Linked DNA regions of Homo sapiens: region 1 is linked to region 2. The links are chromatin loops, found by intact Hi-C in ENCODE. Cell type or tissue: gastrocnemius medialis. All regions are shown on one strand. Each heading gives the region's core, and the rest is flanking DNA. Links, peaks and the distances in the headings are about the cores only.

Evidence for each region. A loop is a pair of places that touch in the nucleus more often than their neighbours do. Peaks named below come from ENCODE experiments on the same cell type or tissue, not always from the same donor. Only the 100,000 strongest peaks of a DNase experiment are listed, where the experiment ranks them.
Region 1: a loop joins it to region 2, with 3.0 times the contacts of the local background. A loop is called at or near these places in 3 of 110 quality-filtered maps.

Annotation. Positions count from the first base shown.
Region 1 is chr3:124,243,040-124,251,373 of GRCh38, reverse strand. All of the region lies in intron 3 of KALRN (kalirin RhoGEF kinase), which reads right to left. Among named protein-coding and RNA genes, the nearest start is that of MIR5002, 110 kb to the right of the region's middle. RefSeq lists an enhancer at 2,338-3,537. In gastrocnemius medialis, for the core only: CTCF peaks have their summits at 3,979 and 4,179 (motif pointing right); DNase peaks (open chromatin) are centred at 2,481 and 2,770; H3K27ac peaks cover 5,098 bases.
Region 2 is chr3:124,074,537-124,082,870 of GRCh38, reverse strand. All of the region lies in intron 1 of KALRN (kalirin RhoGEF kinase), which reads right to left. Among named protein-coding and RNA genes, the nearest start is that of KALRN, 45 kb to the right of the region's middle. In gastrocnemius medialis, for the core only: a CTCF peak has its summit at 3,337 (motif pointing right); no DNase peak of the experiment used is centred there; H3K27ac peaks cover 1,219 bases.

The sequences.
Region 1 (8,334 bases), core at 197-8,196, 170 kb before region 2:
AAGAAAAAAAAAAAAAAAGCAAAGACTTGCCATGCCACGCCGCAAACAGTCAAAAGAGCATCCCACAGCTGAAGGGAGCTCCCAAAGAGAGCTCCGGGAATGGCGGGGGTGACAGCAGGATCAGGCAAATGCACGCAGTCTTCCAAAGGATGTACACCTTGGAGGGACCAGCATGAGGCAGCTGCATAAACCCTGATGGGTTTGTCAATCAGTAAGGTCATTTTACAGCCTTACAGGCTCTGAAACACAACTCCTGTTCACCAAAGGAAGAGACCCACTTTCTGAATCAGAGTGGCTTGGGAGCACAGCATTTGTTTGGAAGGAGCTACTCTTAGCCAAGAGAAGACATGAAAACTGTGAAAGCACAAGAACCATTGCTCCTAGAGTCTGGTCTAGCTGGCTAGGGAGAGAAGGTGGCAAAGGGGTGGGTTCAGATGGGAGTGGGATGGAAACTGACATCCATTTCAGGACAGCAGCTTCCTGCCCTATTTCCCACCCTCCCTCACAGAGCTGTTCATCCCTTCCTTCTGGGCCATTCAGAACATGCAGCAGAAATGAAATGGAAACCAAAGCACTACAGGGAAAGAAAGAACTGGAAACCAAAACCCACATAGCCCTCCCATTTTCCGCAGCCCTCCTCAGACAACCCCCAAGGTACTCTCTTCTGGCCTTCTCTACCCTCTCCTTCTTTCCCGCTCCCCACTCCCCTTAGTCAGGCTATATGAAAAACAATTCATCTTTTAACTTTAAAAAATATCATTATGATCATAGCACATATATCTGTGACAAAGACTGTGACCTGTCTAAGCACAGTGCCTCAGCCACCCCACTGTAAGACACAAGGAGCCTTTCTAAAACGTGGAGTAAGAGAAGAGAGCTGAGGGGACTCAAGAGAAATGGCAACAGTGCAGCCATGGGCTGCCTCCCACTCAGGTGCTGCACCCGACCTGTCCAGGAGACAGAGCAGCAACTCTCCCAGGCTTGGCCTACTACCATGCCATCACCACTCCTCATTCTCTTGTCACACCCCCACCTCTCCCTGCCCTCTCACAGGAACCCCCACACACTCTCCAGCTGGGCTCTGGTTTCCTGGCAGGCCAGGTGGAATCCTCATTAATAAACCACATGTTTCCTCCAGGAAACAGTCCTTGCTGTGGCTTGCACACACCTCCTCTCCTTCCCTCCTCCTCTTTCTCCTTAAGTAGCAGTCACATTCTTGAAAGCCCAGTGCTCTTTGCCTGCAGCACGCAGACACATGCACAACCATCCCCACCAACACACAATGCAACACGCCACACAAAGCCACCCCCCCCAGGCCATGCCCACTGGGTTTTACCAACCAGTGCAGGAGCTCTATTTCCTGCAGGGCAGGCGGCTGTTACCCTCTAGCTAGCCTGCCTTCCCTCTGACACACAGCCAGGGTTGCCCTGGCAGAGGGGACTGATGAGATCCCCATGGTTTACATGGAGGAAAAACCTTGTGATGGCTCAGACACTAGTGGGAACCTGGGAATTACAAGGGAGGTCAAAGAGCTGGAGTCGGGGAGCCCTGTGGGAGGTGAAGGCTTGCATGTTTGGATCTTGAAATGGAACAGGGAGGACCAAGGGCTCCAGGTCTTTGCTCCAAATCAGAATAAACTAGGCTGCCCCCATGCATAACTAGCTCAGAAGCTCAGGAAGCTCACATATAGGGTGGAAGAATCCCTCCACATATGACTTCATAGAGGCCCTTATCCTGTGCATGCTGCTCTAGGCACCCTGCTGTCCCACAGGCAGGGTCTATGTTAGGGGGCAGTGTATGTATGATTGCAGCAAGCTCAGGACTGGTACCCTAGCCAGCTGGAGGACCCTGAGCCCATGACTGGACCCCTTTAGACAGCATTCTACTCTTTTTAAAAGAAAGAGTTGGCCTGGCAGACCTCTACAGCTTCTTCCTGCCTTTAAGCTCCAGAATTCCAATTCATCTATTTCCTTTACAATCCAGGTCAGATTTTTACCACCAGTAAATTATGTCTGATTACGTCCATTTAACTGACATGCTTGTGTGGCTGCTGCCTTGGAAGCTTTCAGTTTTTGTCTTCTCCTGTGGATTCTGAAACCTTAACCAGACCACAAACCTCCTGAAGGCAAGAACTGGGTCCCTCCCCCATTCCCCACCCCATTAATCTGCAAATTCAGCCAAGAGATCATTTGACCATTCCCTCTGAGTTTGTGTGTATGTAAGAACTAAACAAGTGTCCTGTGTATCCACAGAATTAAATCTGAACCAATGTGCAATCTTCCCAATGCAGCACTCCTTCATAGTCAGAGCTGCAAGAGGGTGAGGAATGGTCTTGCTTTCCTCCAAGTTCAAAACAGGGAGTTTCTCTTCAGCCAATGAGGGTGAAGCCTGAATTTCCTGCAAAGGAAAACAGCTTATGGTCTGGAGATCCAGGACATTCTCTTCCTGTGTAGGGAACCAGGGTGGAGTGCATCACAGGACAAGGTTCAGACCTTGTCTCAGGCACCAGGCCAAAACCTGGCACATGCATTACTAGCGATGGAAACAGATAAAATTCCAGCTCCGGACAGAACAGTCTGGGAGATGCAAGGGAGAAAAATGTACTGATTTTAGAGTTTTTTAGTAGCTCTCAAAACCAAGGCTGGTCCTCACTTGACCTAGAACAAATGGGAAATGCAGAGAGGAAGGAGGCTCTGAGAGAAAAGGAAAGAGGGGCCAGGGCCATCAGGACACATGCTTGAATTACGTCAGTAAATTATCCGAAAAACATTCATCCTTGCTGAGTCACCATGGCTGACAAAGTGCTCCCATCTAAGTTCCAGGAGAAATGGGGCTGGCTGTCATACTTGCTTAATTTAGAAACAAGAATATAGCTCCTTGGTGAGACTGAGTCCACTGCTAGTTCCCTCGCAGGTACATCCATGCTCCGTCCCCTGGCAGAAGGCTCTGCCCCACTCTGCCACAGTGCCAGTCCACCCACCTCTGGCCTGGGTAACCCCCTGTGGTCACAGCCCCGGACAGAGGAAAGAGAACCTCCTGAAGGAAACCTCAGTCTGGCCTCAGGTACTTCATGTCTGAAATAGAGATCCCGGCATTGGCCCTAAGGAGTATGGGGGGGGTGAAGCCCTCTCCTTTTTCCTTGGGGAGCCTCCAGTCTAATTGAATTCAGCCAGTTTGCAAGGTGGTGCTCCACACCCTCAGGGGCAAGAAACAAAACCAACCATTCCAACCTGCAAGAGGTTCACCACCTATCAGAGAGAAAGTTGTGTGGTTTCTCTCAGGACACTCAGATCTCATAGAAGGGATGGGACTCACCCCCATTATATGAGTTTTCCAGATTCAAAAATCTTTAAATGCTGTTCAAATCACTTGTTTTGTTTAGGTAATGCTGGACTTTTGAGAACAAAATTCTGAATAAATCTTTTTTTCTAAAGCAATCTAAGAAAACATGAGATGGGGTGGAGAAGGCGAGGGGGAGACTTTTTTTTTTCAATACAAGTGACAGAGGCAAACTGGTACAGAAATCTTCTGCAACTGATGAGTGCCTACACCCAAGCTAAATTCTCTGCAACAGAAACCCTAGATAGTTTTGTTTTTCTTGTACTCATCTTCCATGTTGAGAGAAAGAAAATATTGTCTGGAAAGGAAGGTCTGAAAAGACAAATTATCTTCAATGTTTTATCTTCAATGTTTGTGGCTGATGAAAAAGGTCAGGGGGACAGTGGGAGCTCCAAGAGATAAGTTCGCTTGGGGCACTGCAACTTCAGATCTACCAAAGATGAAGGCAAAACCAACAGGAATGTTTTTTGTTAGTGTTTTAGTTTTTTTAAATTTGATTTTATTTTAAAAAGAATTATTATAGAAACACCACACTATTTATATCCCCAAAATAGCATTATTATAAAATTCCCAGTTTCAACATAGCAGGTGAAACATTTTCACAAACATTATTTTATCTATCATTTACTACAGTTCTTTGAGAAAGATTGTATCAAACTCACTTGTAGTTGAAGAAGAGTAATCCTTGCTTATTGGTTGCTTAAATTTCAGTGTTTCAATAAAATTTTAAACAGTAAAGCTTGGAAAATCCCAGATTTAATGAGGAGAGAACCAGAATAGAACCATTGGAGCCTCTGACAAAACCCATCTATGTCTTCTTGGGCAACTGAGCTCAGGTACTCTACCACTTGGTGGCAGCACACCTAAACTGCCAGAAGAGTGTACAATAAAGGCAGTCTCTACAAAACTGAAGTGTCGTAACATAGAGTGTCCGTATCAAATATATGCCTGAAAACATACTCAACCCCAAACATCAGTGAAGGGCACATAATCAGACTTAACCAATGATAAGTAAAGAGAGAAATAGAAAACACAGTGAAAATGATATGTAATGGGGGAAAGAGAAACAGCCCCAAATCTGGATCCCCATAACTGAAAAACACATCCTTTTCCCCAGATGCTAGGCTGTCTCTCCAGCATCTATATTCAGGGAACTCTCTTATTTTCAATATTCCAGCCAAATGAATCCCAGCTAAATTTAACTCATCCTGATTACCTACCACAAACTCCAGAAACACCTGAATGCATTGGATCTTATTTCACCTGACATTGAAGTTGACCTAATCAAGGTGACACCAGACACTTCAGCTTCCTAATCAGCCTGCTCTTGGTGAGCCATAGACAACAGTAGCCTAAAAGAGAAATTAAATGACCACATCTAGGCTTTCCAGGCTCATTCAACATTGCTGCCCAGAAAGGCCTTTCTCCATAAAAGGCAGATAAGGACACCAGTTCTGATAAACACAAAAGAGGTTAACCACTTTAAGCCATGCCAGAACTGACTACACAACCAGCCAAGGAGCTGAAACACATCCAGAGGCAAAACTAAAGAATCACCAAGGGCAAAAAAAAACAAGCAAGCCCTTTTTAGATTTCATATCAGATCCTAACTTTAATGTGCGCTCCCTGTTAAGGGGCCATATTAGTTTAGGAAAGTAAAAGGAATCCTTGCCTGGGAGGCCCTGCAGAGCAGGCCCTGTGACCAATCCCTTTAGTCTTTCCAAAGTCAGGATAAGGTTTAGGTACACAATATATGGCCCTAAGTTAGGGTCATTGATGATGGTGATAAGAATGTTTGCACAATGGTGCCTGGGCAATGGTGAGCAAATAAATTTAGGGAAATGCAAAGAATAGGAAATCTCATTGGAAAACAGTACGGAGGTTTCTCAAAAAGTAAAAATAAAACTACCATATGATCCAGCGATCCCATGTCTAGGTATATGGCCAAAAGAAAGGAAATCATAATGGAGTACTAGTCAGCCAATAAAAAGAATGAGATCTTGTCATTTGCATGACCATGGATGGAACTGAAGGACATTATGTTAAGTGAAATAAGCCAGGCACAGAAAGACAAACATTGCAAGTCATACTGGGAGTATAAATTGATAAATTTGGAAATAAATTTGGTGAGTTGTCCCACCAGCTTTAAAAAAAGGTTCATAAAATAAGTAATCTGATTAAAACATGGGCAAAAGATCCGAATAGACATTTCTCAAAAGAAGATATACAAAATGGCCAACAGGTACATGAAAAACATACTCAACATCACTAATCATCAGTGAAATGCAACTCAAAACCATATAAGATATCATCTCACCTCATTTAGAATGGCTACTAAAAAAAAACAAAAAACAACAACAATGACAAAAAAAAACAGAAAATAACAGATGCTGAGGTGGATGCAGAAAAAGGGAAACACTCATACACTGTTGGTGGGAATGTAAGTTAGTACAGCAACTACAGAAAACAGTACAGAGGTTTCTCAAAAAAATAAATATAAAATTACCGTATGATCCAGCAATCCCACTGCTGGGTATGTAGCCAAAAGAAAGGAAATCTGTGTATCAAAAAGATACCTGCACTCCCATGTTTACTGCAGCACTATTCACAATAGCCAAGACATGGAATCAACCTTACTGTCCATCAACAGATGAATGGATAAAGAAAATGTGATATAAATACACAACGGAGTACTCTTCAGCCATAAAAAGAATGAAATCTTATCATTTGCAGCAACATGGATGGAACTGAAGGACATTATGTTCAGTGAAATAAGCCAGGTACAGAAAGGCAAATATTGTGTGTTCTCACTCATATGTGGGAGCTAGAAAAAAACAACTCACACAGGTAGTAAATACAATGATGATTACCAGACGCTGGGAAGAGAAGGGAGAAGGAACAAAGAGGGTGATTAATAGGTACAAAATACAGTTACATAGAAGGAATAAGATCTAGTGTTTGATAGCACAGTAGAGTGACTCTAGTTAACAATAATTTATAATATATTTCAAAATAGCTATAAGAGAAGATTTGGAATGTTTCCAACAAAAAAAATGATAAATTTCTGAGATGATGGAAATCTCAATGCCTCTGATTTGACCACTGCACATTGTATACATCTATCAAAATATCATATGCACCCTATAAATATGTACATTATGTATCAATTTTTAAAAAGCAAAAAAAAATTATATATGTAACAACTAAAAAAAGCCCATGATTGCTACAGATTTATCTCGAAGAAACCACTTAAGATACAGACAAAGGTTTACATAAAAAGATTTTTACTGAGGGTTACTTACAACACTGAACTTCTGGAAACGACTTAGATGCCCAGTGATATGGTTAATTAAATATGATGCATCCCAAGACACACTATTACACATGAAAAGTTTTTAATGTTATGAAAATATTCCTATAGTATAATGCTAACTGGAATAAAGCAAGCAGCAAAACTGAAGAAACAATACAGTCCATTTCTGTTTTTAAAAAGCTCTAGGCCAGGCGCGGTCGCTCACGCCTGTAATCCTAGCACTTTGGGAGGCTGAGGTGTGTGGATCACTTGAGGTCAGGAGTTCCAGACCAGCCTGCCCAACATAGTGAAACCCCATCTCTACTAAAAATACAAAAATTAGCTGGACGTGTGGTGGGCACTTGTCATCCCAGCTACTTGTGAGGCTGAGGCAAGAGGATCGCTTGAACCAAGGAGGCGGAGGTTGCAGTGAGCCAAGATCACGCCATTGCACTCCAGCCTGGGTGACAAGAGTGAAACTCCGTCTCAAAAAAACAAACCTCTAAAAAAAGATAGGAAGGAAATATGTTAATATATTGTTATTATCTCTAGGTGGTGCAGTTACAAGAGCTTTAAAAAACTCTTAAAATATTTTTTCTGCACTTACTTTCTCCAGTAAAAGAAATATCTTTCTAATTTAAAAATATAGGCCAAAACTTTGTCACACTGTTAGGCACATATATTCATTCATTACGTATTAGAAGTGAAGTGTTACTGACCTATGGCTGTAACTGCTATCACTACTAGCTCTAATCCTAAACTTAAGCATAACCCTAACCCTAACTTTGAAAAAGCAGTGCTAGGGACAATAAAGGACAAGTGACAAAAGAAGGTCCCTACTTTCAAGCAAGGGAAGGGAAAGAAACTGCCAGTTGTTGTCAGCCCCTTCTGTGAGCTAAATAATGGGCTAGGCATTTTACATGTGTTATCTCACAGAATCCTCACTACCATTGTGTTTGGTAATATCTTTATGCCTATTTTATAGGTAAGAAAATTTTTAGCAAGCATGCGCATTTCACCTCCCAGAGGGGAGGATTCTGGGGTTCATTCTTCCTGGACTGGAATACCCTACATAATTTCCAGGTGTCAGCATTTTTCCCTGCAGCCCATTCTTTCTCTGCTATTGTTCCACTCCCACCAAGTCAATGCTGATGCCCAAAGCCCCTTCTGAGAGTATACATGGAATATGCATGTGAAGGAGACTCACTACCCTCACTTATTAGGAATTCTTTTGTCCAGTGCTGGGTGGGTCCTTGATTTATCGCTACAGGCACTTACTGGTTCCTGGAATAACCAGGGCTGCTTCTCATAGTTACTTCATGACCAAGTGGTTTCCGCCTCTGATTGCTCCAGTTATTGTTCTCCAGGGAATCACAAATGTGTCTCTCCGCATTTGAAGCATGATAGCCAGCTCTTCCCCACTCCCTACAACCTGTCCCTGTTCACAGCGTTTCCATGAGCCCCTGTAGTCCCTTAGCCCCACATGGACTGTGCAGGCCCCACAGACCTGCCAAGTCCTACAATGGTGGCATGGCCATGGAAATGAAGGAGCCTCAAAATGTGCATTAACTGAGCACTAATTCCAGAATTGTACTTCTGACACTACAGCAATGCCAATATAGAAACAGACAGGCAGGTGGGTGAAGGAAACATCTCGGACTCAAGGAAAATGAACAAGATGATCATCGCTAGAATACGATAGA
Region 2 (8,334 bases), core at 134-8,133:
ATGTGAAGAATTAATGTAGCTTTGCACTGATGAAAAATAAAAGGTGGACTCTTCTTTATAAGGGTGGTTTATTTACCCAAGCATCAGTCTAACTCTTTCAAGAGAAACACTGGTTAGTTCATTGCGTTCATGTTGTCTGCATACTATTTTTACCACACTGTAAACTCCTCTGAACCGAAGTCATTGTTTGTCATGATCATATAGTTTATATCCCACCCCACTGCTGCCTTCCATAAGCACCGAGCACCTAACATAGTGCCCAGAGTAAAGGGACACTGCAGATTGCAAAAGGGGCACAATTCACTCATTTGGTATCACTTCCCTTCTGCATTCCTCACTATGTTTTTTAGGTTTGTTAGAGGAGTATTTGTTGTTTCTTCTAATTTTCTGAAGCAGAACTGGCACCACCACCACCTCACCCCCCAAATAAAGCCAGCTGTGGGATTCTGGAGAAGAATTACTTGGTTGTAGCTTTGCCAGAGCCTTCCATAGCTCAGGCCCATTGAAGGAAAAAATAGGAAACAGAATTTCTACTTACAGTAAGAAAAAGTTGGAGCAACTTTTCCCTTGGAGATTACATCAAAGATACTTGAGGTTATGTTTTCCATACTAGTTGCCCTAAAAATGAGGAAACACAAGAACTTTTCCTCAATGAAGAATCTAAGCCTGGCTACCTACAGAAGGGCAATGGTGCTGCCAAACCCCAGCCCGGGAAGCCATGCAGCCTGATGCAATTGCAGCTGGGCATCCAGGGACAGCTACACTGCCTCCATGCTCCACCACCTACCCAGAACCCCTGGACCACAGTCTCATCTTCACTACCATTTTGAGGGTCATCTGTGGCATGTCTTATAACAAATTTCTAAGCTAGATAAAAGTAAGTTAGAAATTAACCTGCTTATCATTTCTATTCTTTTTATGATGATGCAAAGTAAGCCAGTAAGGCTGTGACTCAGGGAAAGTCCTTTAACCATGTTTACAGAGACAACTTTGTGAGGATGACTACATGTCAATGCACACATACATGCACTAAGCCTGTGGATGTCTGTGTGAGTATACCGCTGTTTTTTGTTTGTTTGTTTTTGAAGTTGTTTTTTGTTTGCTTGTTTTTTCTGAGACAGGGCCTCATTCTGTCACCCAGGCTGGAGTGCAGTGGCTTGATCTTGGCTCACTTTCAGGCTCAAGGGATCCTCCCACCTCGGCCTCCTGAGTAGCTGGACTACAGGTGTGTGCCACCACATCCAGCTAATTTTTGTATTTTTAGTAGAAACAACATCTCCCTATGTTGCCCAGCCTGGTCTTGAACTCCTAGGTTCAAGCGATCTGCCTGTTTCAGCCTCCCAAAGAGCTGGGATTACAGGCGTGAGCCACTGTGCCCGGCCCCTTTACCTCTTTTATGTTTTGATAGGGTGGGACAAATTAGCCTGAATAACATTAGAAATATAACCCATGAGCTTTTCACTAAAGCAGCTATGTCTCAGCCATCAGACAGTTTCCCTGGGAGACCAACTAGACTGAGAACATATAGGTAAGACAGGCAACTGGGAGTGGACAGCTTATTTTTTCTTGATATCTTTGAGACTGAATACACTCTTGCATGGAGGTACATAAACACATTGCTCATTAAAGTGTTACCAGGATCTATTTTAAATAACAGATGCCCAGGAGCAACGTGTGCCGTTCTCATTTCCCTCCATGACAGTCCCGCTACAGTAGACAGGAGAATGTCATAGAAGGTGAGTCTGGATTTCTGCTAAGCCTTTTACAAATGTCCTCCATGAAACTCTTGTATATGAGATGGTAAAAAATGAATGGGATGAGCGTATAGTTGGGTAGAATTGCTGTAGATAAACTGCATGGACCAAAGTGTTTGTTAGGAGCATACAGTGAGCTTTAGGTGGAATGCAGGTCTCTGGTAATGGCCACAGAGCTCCTCCCTTAATTGTTGTGTTTGACTTTTAAAACAATCGTTTCCTTAGATCAGGAGATCAAAGATATGCTTATACTATGGGCAAAACTGGTATAGTGGGCTTAATATTATAATAGATGATCAAAATCAAGACATAAAATTATCTGGGCAGATTCGAACACTAGGTCAAAATTAACAAGGGCAAATTTCATGTCTGAGATCTACATTTTAAAATAAACATATATGTATCACTCACCCAGTCTTTTGTATCTACCCTAGAGAAGCACTTGTACATGTGTACAAGGAGACGCTGTTTATGATGATTTTAAACACCAGAAATAATCGAAGAATTGCTAAGAAAACTATGGAATATCCACACTGTGAAATACACTATGCAGAAGATTTCCAGGACATGCTGCATGCAGAAAACTTGCAAAATGATATGTTAACCTCAAACACACATACACAATTTACACATTTCTGATGATATCTATCTATCTATCTATGTAAATGCACAGAAAGATCTGGAAGGACCCCTAATAACTAATACCAGGATCTACCTCCAAAGAGAAACTGAGTTGGTATGGAGTTCAAAAAGGCTTTGGCTTTACGAGTAACCTCTGAAATTTAGAATGTATTTGTGTTAAACTTGTGTCATTAAGCTTTCTTTCTAAAGTACAGCCTTGCTTTTAGCTTTTTAAAAAAAAGTTTTACAGTGTGGGAAAGGATACAAATTCTTGGGCTTTCAGTTACCACAAACCTAAGAGGAGTCAGCATTGTGGAAAGGCTACAGAAAGCTAACTCATACTATACAGAAGGTGTTAGAAGTTTCGTGTTCAGACAGCCTGCAAGTACTAGAGTTCACTAACCTGATCTTGTCTGGAACAATGGGTTGGATCCAATTCTGGCAGCAGGAACACTGGCAACATAGAATGCAACTAGAGGAAAGAAATGCTATGGGGATTCTGAGAAGCATGACATCAGAATAATAAATATGGAACTATGACTGTTTAACCTGAAGACAAAAAGATTATGGGGAAACAAACACGTTCCTGCAAATATTTGAAAGCTTATTATATAGATGAATCACTAAACTTGTGAGTTTTTTCCAGAGGTAAACATGAAGACAAATAAATACAAGTGACTTTTCTATTTAAAAATAAATAAAAAGAAAAAACATTCTAACTAACAAGAATGAAAGACAAAATAGCCTGTCAGGCCAGATCATGAGCTCTCTGTCATTGGAGGCATTCAACTAAAATACTTATATAAAAAGACGTTGGGTTTTATTAGAAGAAAAACTATGTAATCTTTAATATCTCCAACAACTCTATGTTCTATGATTCCATATTTTGACTGCAGAATCAATTTTCAATCAATGTAGTCTCATCAATTCCAAATCCCACAGGTGGTATACTCTACCACCAGGTGGCAGTAGATGTCTTGGGCTCTGGGTCCTAAATGTTAGGTGTGGTTAAAAAGCAGCACAGTTTAATACCTTTAAAAATAAAATAATAAAATAAGAGAACAGAGTACAAGCATTAAGCCAAAAAAGTAATCCCTTTTAAAGAAACATGTAAGTATCATTCATAATCTTTCTGATTATCCATCACAATGATTCTTAATCCATTTGTCTTCCTCTTGTACATTTCTTTTGTACAGGGTCTACGGAGACCCCTTATCTTCTGTGGCCTCCTCTCTCTGGTATCAAGTTTCCTGACTTGTATACAGTTCCTCATCCCCACGTCTGTCCTTGATGCAAAAATCCCCTCTGCTTCCTCTGCAGCTGCAGATCATGTTTGCTACTACAGTCTCTCTTCCCGACCCAAGAAGAACTATCTGTAGGGTCAGAAAAACACCCCAGCCTCTTCCTGCTTCTAGCCTTCCTGCTCTGTATCCACACAGCTGAAGCCACAAAACAAGCAAGCAACAAACAAAAACAGAATAGGCCCCACCCTGACAGCATGAAAGTATATGATTATCTTTTCCCAGATAGAAGAGAATAATCTTCCACCCAGCTCTTAAAAGAGAAAACTTTCTGTCTCCAGCCACAGCTGTTGGCTTGGTAAAAGTTGAATACAATCAACAACCCTTGTCCCAGTCCCTAGAAACCTTCAAATGTTAACAACTGCCTTGGTTGAGAGTGAGAGATCACTTCAGAAAACCTAGTACTAAGGAAGTATTTCTGTAAGTGCTTGCGAGTAAATGCAAATAAAACAAGATTTTTTAAACTGAGACTTAAAGCAATTTTACTATGTACCTGAGTCAAGGTTCTACTCATCTTTCTAGTCTCAGGTGGAAGACCTCTTCTTCCAGCAAGCCCTCGAGATGTTAGGACTATGTTTGTTGTCTCTGCTATGTGCTCCCATATCCTCCTCAGTGTCTCCCGTCACAGCCCTGTACCTCCCCAGCCACAGCCCTGTACCTGCCCTGTCACCATCCTTACCACATGCATTATGGCCACTCTACCAGCCTGTTTCCCCATTACACGACAGGGCCTAGACTGTACCTGATGCATTTACCACTGAGCCCCTAAACACAGTAGGACCCAATAAATATCCATGAGGCTATTATAAATACATTATCAATTAACTAATTCATATGGAACCCAAGTCTAGGCAGCTGTTTCACTGAGGTAAATATCCATTCCACAAACACTTTGTGTCTCTTATGCTAGTATAGTACAGAATGAGTCAGACCCAGGTCCTGCCCTCAAACAACATACAGTTGAGTAAGGAAGTCAAGACAAGTACACAAATACCTACAGCACAAAATATATAAAGGAGCACCACAAAAAGATGAATATTAGAGGATGGAAAAACAGGAGCAAAGGCACAGAGATCACCAAGTAGTTCAAGTCACTGGAGCTAAGCCTATGGGACAGGTAATACCGGGGCCAGAGCGTAGAGGTCCTTGAATAATACCTTTGAGTAGTCGGTATATGCCAGGCTAACTGCTTTACATTCATGATCTCATTTATTCGTTGAAACAATTCTATGTAAAACCCCCTATCACAAAGAAGCAAACGGGTCCACAGAAGTCAAGAAAACTGCCCATGATGTCACAGTTGATAAGTGGCAGAGCTGGGATGCACACCCAGGCCAGCCTTATGACCATGGCAGCAATGCTGTGGTGCTCTGGAGCCTGGGATGCCAAGTTAAGGAGTTGCTACTTTATCCAATGGGAGCTACTTTGAGCAGGAGCATGCCAAGGTTCAAAGACTGTGCTTGGGAAGACGTATCAGACGGTAATGGGGAGAATAGATTGGGAGTCAGGTTTGAAGCCTATTGCAATAGTACCAATGTTGTATCATTAAACTTCTGAACTGGAGAGTGGCGGTAGAACTGGCAAGGGGATTCAGAGCTGAGAAGTTCCAGAGGAAGAGCGGGGACAATTAAGGATGATCCCAAGCTATGCACCTGAATGACTGGAAGGATGCGGATTTGGAAGTGGCCCTGCATATGTGCATGCCATGGGAAAGAGTAGGAATGAATGAGTGGCCCTGCATATGTGCATGGCATGGGAAAGAGTAGGAATGAAGAGTAGGAATGAATGGCCTTAAGTCCTCAGGAGCCCCAAACCAGGGGGCAGCCTAAATCCTCTCCACTCTTTTCCTCTCCCTAAGCATTGCTGCTACCTGCAAAAGCTTCCTGACTTCCCTGAGCCTTCCCACCCATCTGGGGCATCTGAGCTCAGCAACTCACAAAAGCAGAGGGATAATAATGCGACATGAGACATCACACAACCATGTCCACCCAGGTCTACTCTCCTCTGGCCAGCCTGACCCAGCGCAGACAATGTCTGGTCCCAAACCAGCACCAAGAAGTGGAATAGCAGCAGACAGGAGTTAGAGGCCACAGGTAGTGATTCTGACTCCTTCACTGACTCCCTGTAACCTTGGACCAGAAGCTTAACTTCTCTGGATCTGTTTCCTAATCTGTAAACCGAGGAGTTTGAACCAGAATCAGAAGCTGCAAACTAGGGGCACACAGGACAAACTCATCTTGTGAATGGACTCTGACCAACACAATGTCTTTTAATTAGCTTCAACATTTAAAAACTGGGCCACTTCACAAAGAAAGTGCATATTTGCCGCTGTTCTTGAAGCAGGAAGGTCTGGCAACATGGAGCCCACATTCCTACATGGCATCAATCAGCTGGGGCTGAGTGGCTGCTGGGACACCACCCTCCAGTTTGCCACAGTCCCCACCACCCCTACTGTCCCTGATTGCTGCCACTCATCATCTATACATGGGTCATTATGATCTTTTATGCTAATGGTCTGGCCCCTGTAGGGAACTGAGTTCACAACCTCTAGAGAAAATGATCTAAAATATCATCATTGCAAGACTCAGGAGTTGGGGACATTAAACAGAAGCACAGAGGAGTTGGGAGTGATTTTCCCTCAATGGAAGATGCGGGCTCCTCCGAGGAGCAAGGGCTTGCTACAGCGGATGAAGGTTCATTAACACGTGTGTCAGGCCTGCCCACCGCCCCACACCACACCCTCAACAAGGCACAAGGCCAGATGACATCAGCCTTGGACACAGTCAGAGAAGCCCCATCATGAAGCAATTTGCTTCCCCAGCCACTCTAATTTAACAATTAGCTTAACAACTCTGGTCAGGCACTTGCTGCTGGAGTGGAGAAATGATCCTGATCAGCAGAAGCTTCAGCCTAGAAGCTTTAGGAACTCCCTTCCTATCCCCCCACCCTAGCTGCCCTTGCTTCCCTTGGGTCTGCATCTCCTGCTCACACAGATAGATATTCTAAATATCTCCAAAGAGGTTTCACCTTCTCCTTGAGCTTCCCAATTGGGCTCCTTAGAAACTTTCCAGCAAAATTAGTTTCTCCTGCTGCCACTTCAGCCCATTCTCTTAGTCTGTCCTGCAGAGATTCTGGCCTCATCGCAGGAAGCACGTCAGGCCAGTAGCGAGATGGCGTGTGGAAGGAAGCCTGCACATAGGCCACACGCAGAGACAGGGGTATACTCACAAGGCTGGCGACCTTGGGCCGTCCTTGGTGCAGATCCTGACTCAGAGCACAAGCCTCAGAAACAGAGTTTGCCCTGACTCAGACAGCATGCTCAGCTCCGCATCTGCATTGCCAAAAGGCCTCTTGGTAAGAATGCACAATACTCCCTCTCTACAGCTTGTGCTGCTCCTGCCTCAAGCTGCACCCCAAACCCGAATGCCAAATTTCAGAGAAAGAGAGCGAGATTATTAAGGGGACGTCAAAAGGAAAACTTTATAAAGTCACAGTCTATTATTTTTAAATACAGTATTAGAATTCCAGGATAGATGGGGTGAAGCCAGCACCTAAAATAGCAGACCCTCAAGAAAGCAAACATCCCTGCATGACCAGATAGAGATTTCACAGAGAACCTGGAGAAAGAAATGGCTCATAAAAATGGAACAACAACCAGGAAACTAATCAGACCAAAAATAAACCTGAGAGATGCCAATGCCAAGGTCAACCCCAAAGGTTATTTTGTTCCAATGGGGCCAAATCAGTGGAACCAGTTGATGATACTCTTAGTACAAGTGGTGTCCTCAAGAATGAAAATCCTTCCCAACTTGCCCTCCTTGATGGACAGGAGCGAGGTCAGGGTTGAAACTGCAGTGAGGGCATGAGAACCCGACTGACAAATGAAGTGTAAATAAATCACCAGAACCATATGGCACCCACCTGGGAGTCCTAAAGGAATTCAAGGGTGAAATTGTGGCGAGGCTGCCCAAAATGTGTAACCTCTGATTACAAAGTCACTCATGCTCTAGAACTGGCAGAGTGCCCATGTAGCCTCCATTCATATGAAAGGATCCAGGGAGAATTCTAATTTTCATACCAGGAAAGTAGGCAGGACATAGCTTAAGAATAGGACTACTGAGCATGCAAGCAAGCATGATCTATCAAAGAAAAAGACAGTATGGCTCTTACAAAAGCAAAGCTTGTTTGTAATAGTTTTTCAGAGAGTAAATATGAATGCGAACTAATAAAAATCTGTCCATTTACATAAATTTAATTTACATAAAATTTCCAAGATACTATAGTAAAAAGCTTTTTAAAATTGAATAACAATGCAACAGGAAAAACACTTTTTCAGTAAACTACTTGGAGGCCAGAAACAAAATGAAAAAATATACTGACATGTCTCCAAATTAAAGAAAGTTTAAAAGTGGGGTTCATAAGCCATCATGACACTAGAACTTGTCTTATATAACATTCTTATAATCTGTAGGAGGGAGCTAACGTGAGGTACTCTATGGAGCTACACTTTTCCAGGCAGGAGAAAGAAACGCTGATCAAGAGAAATGATAGGACAGTCTTTCCAGGTTCTAAGAGTTGATGTAGAAGAGGTGACTGAGTTTCAGTGTGAGGGATGGATCTACTTCATAATAGTTCCTTAGTCTCCTCTCTCCAGATAA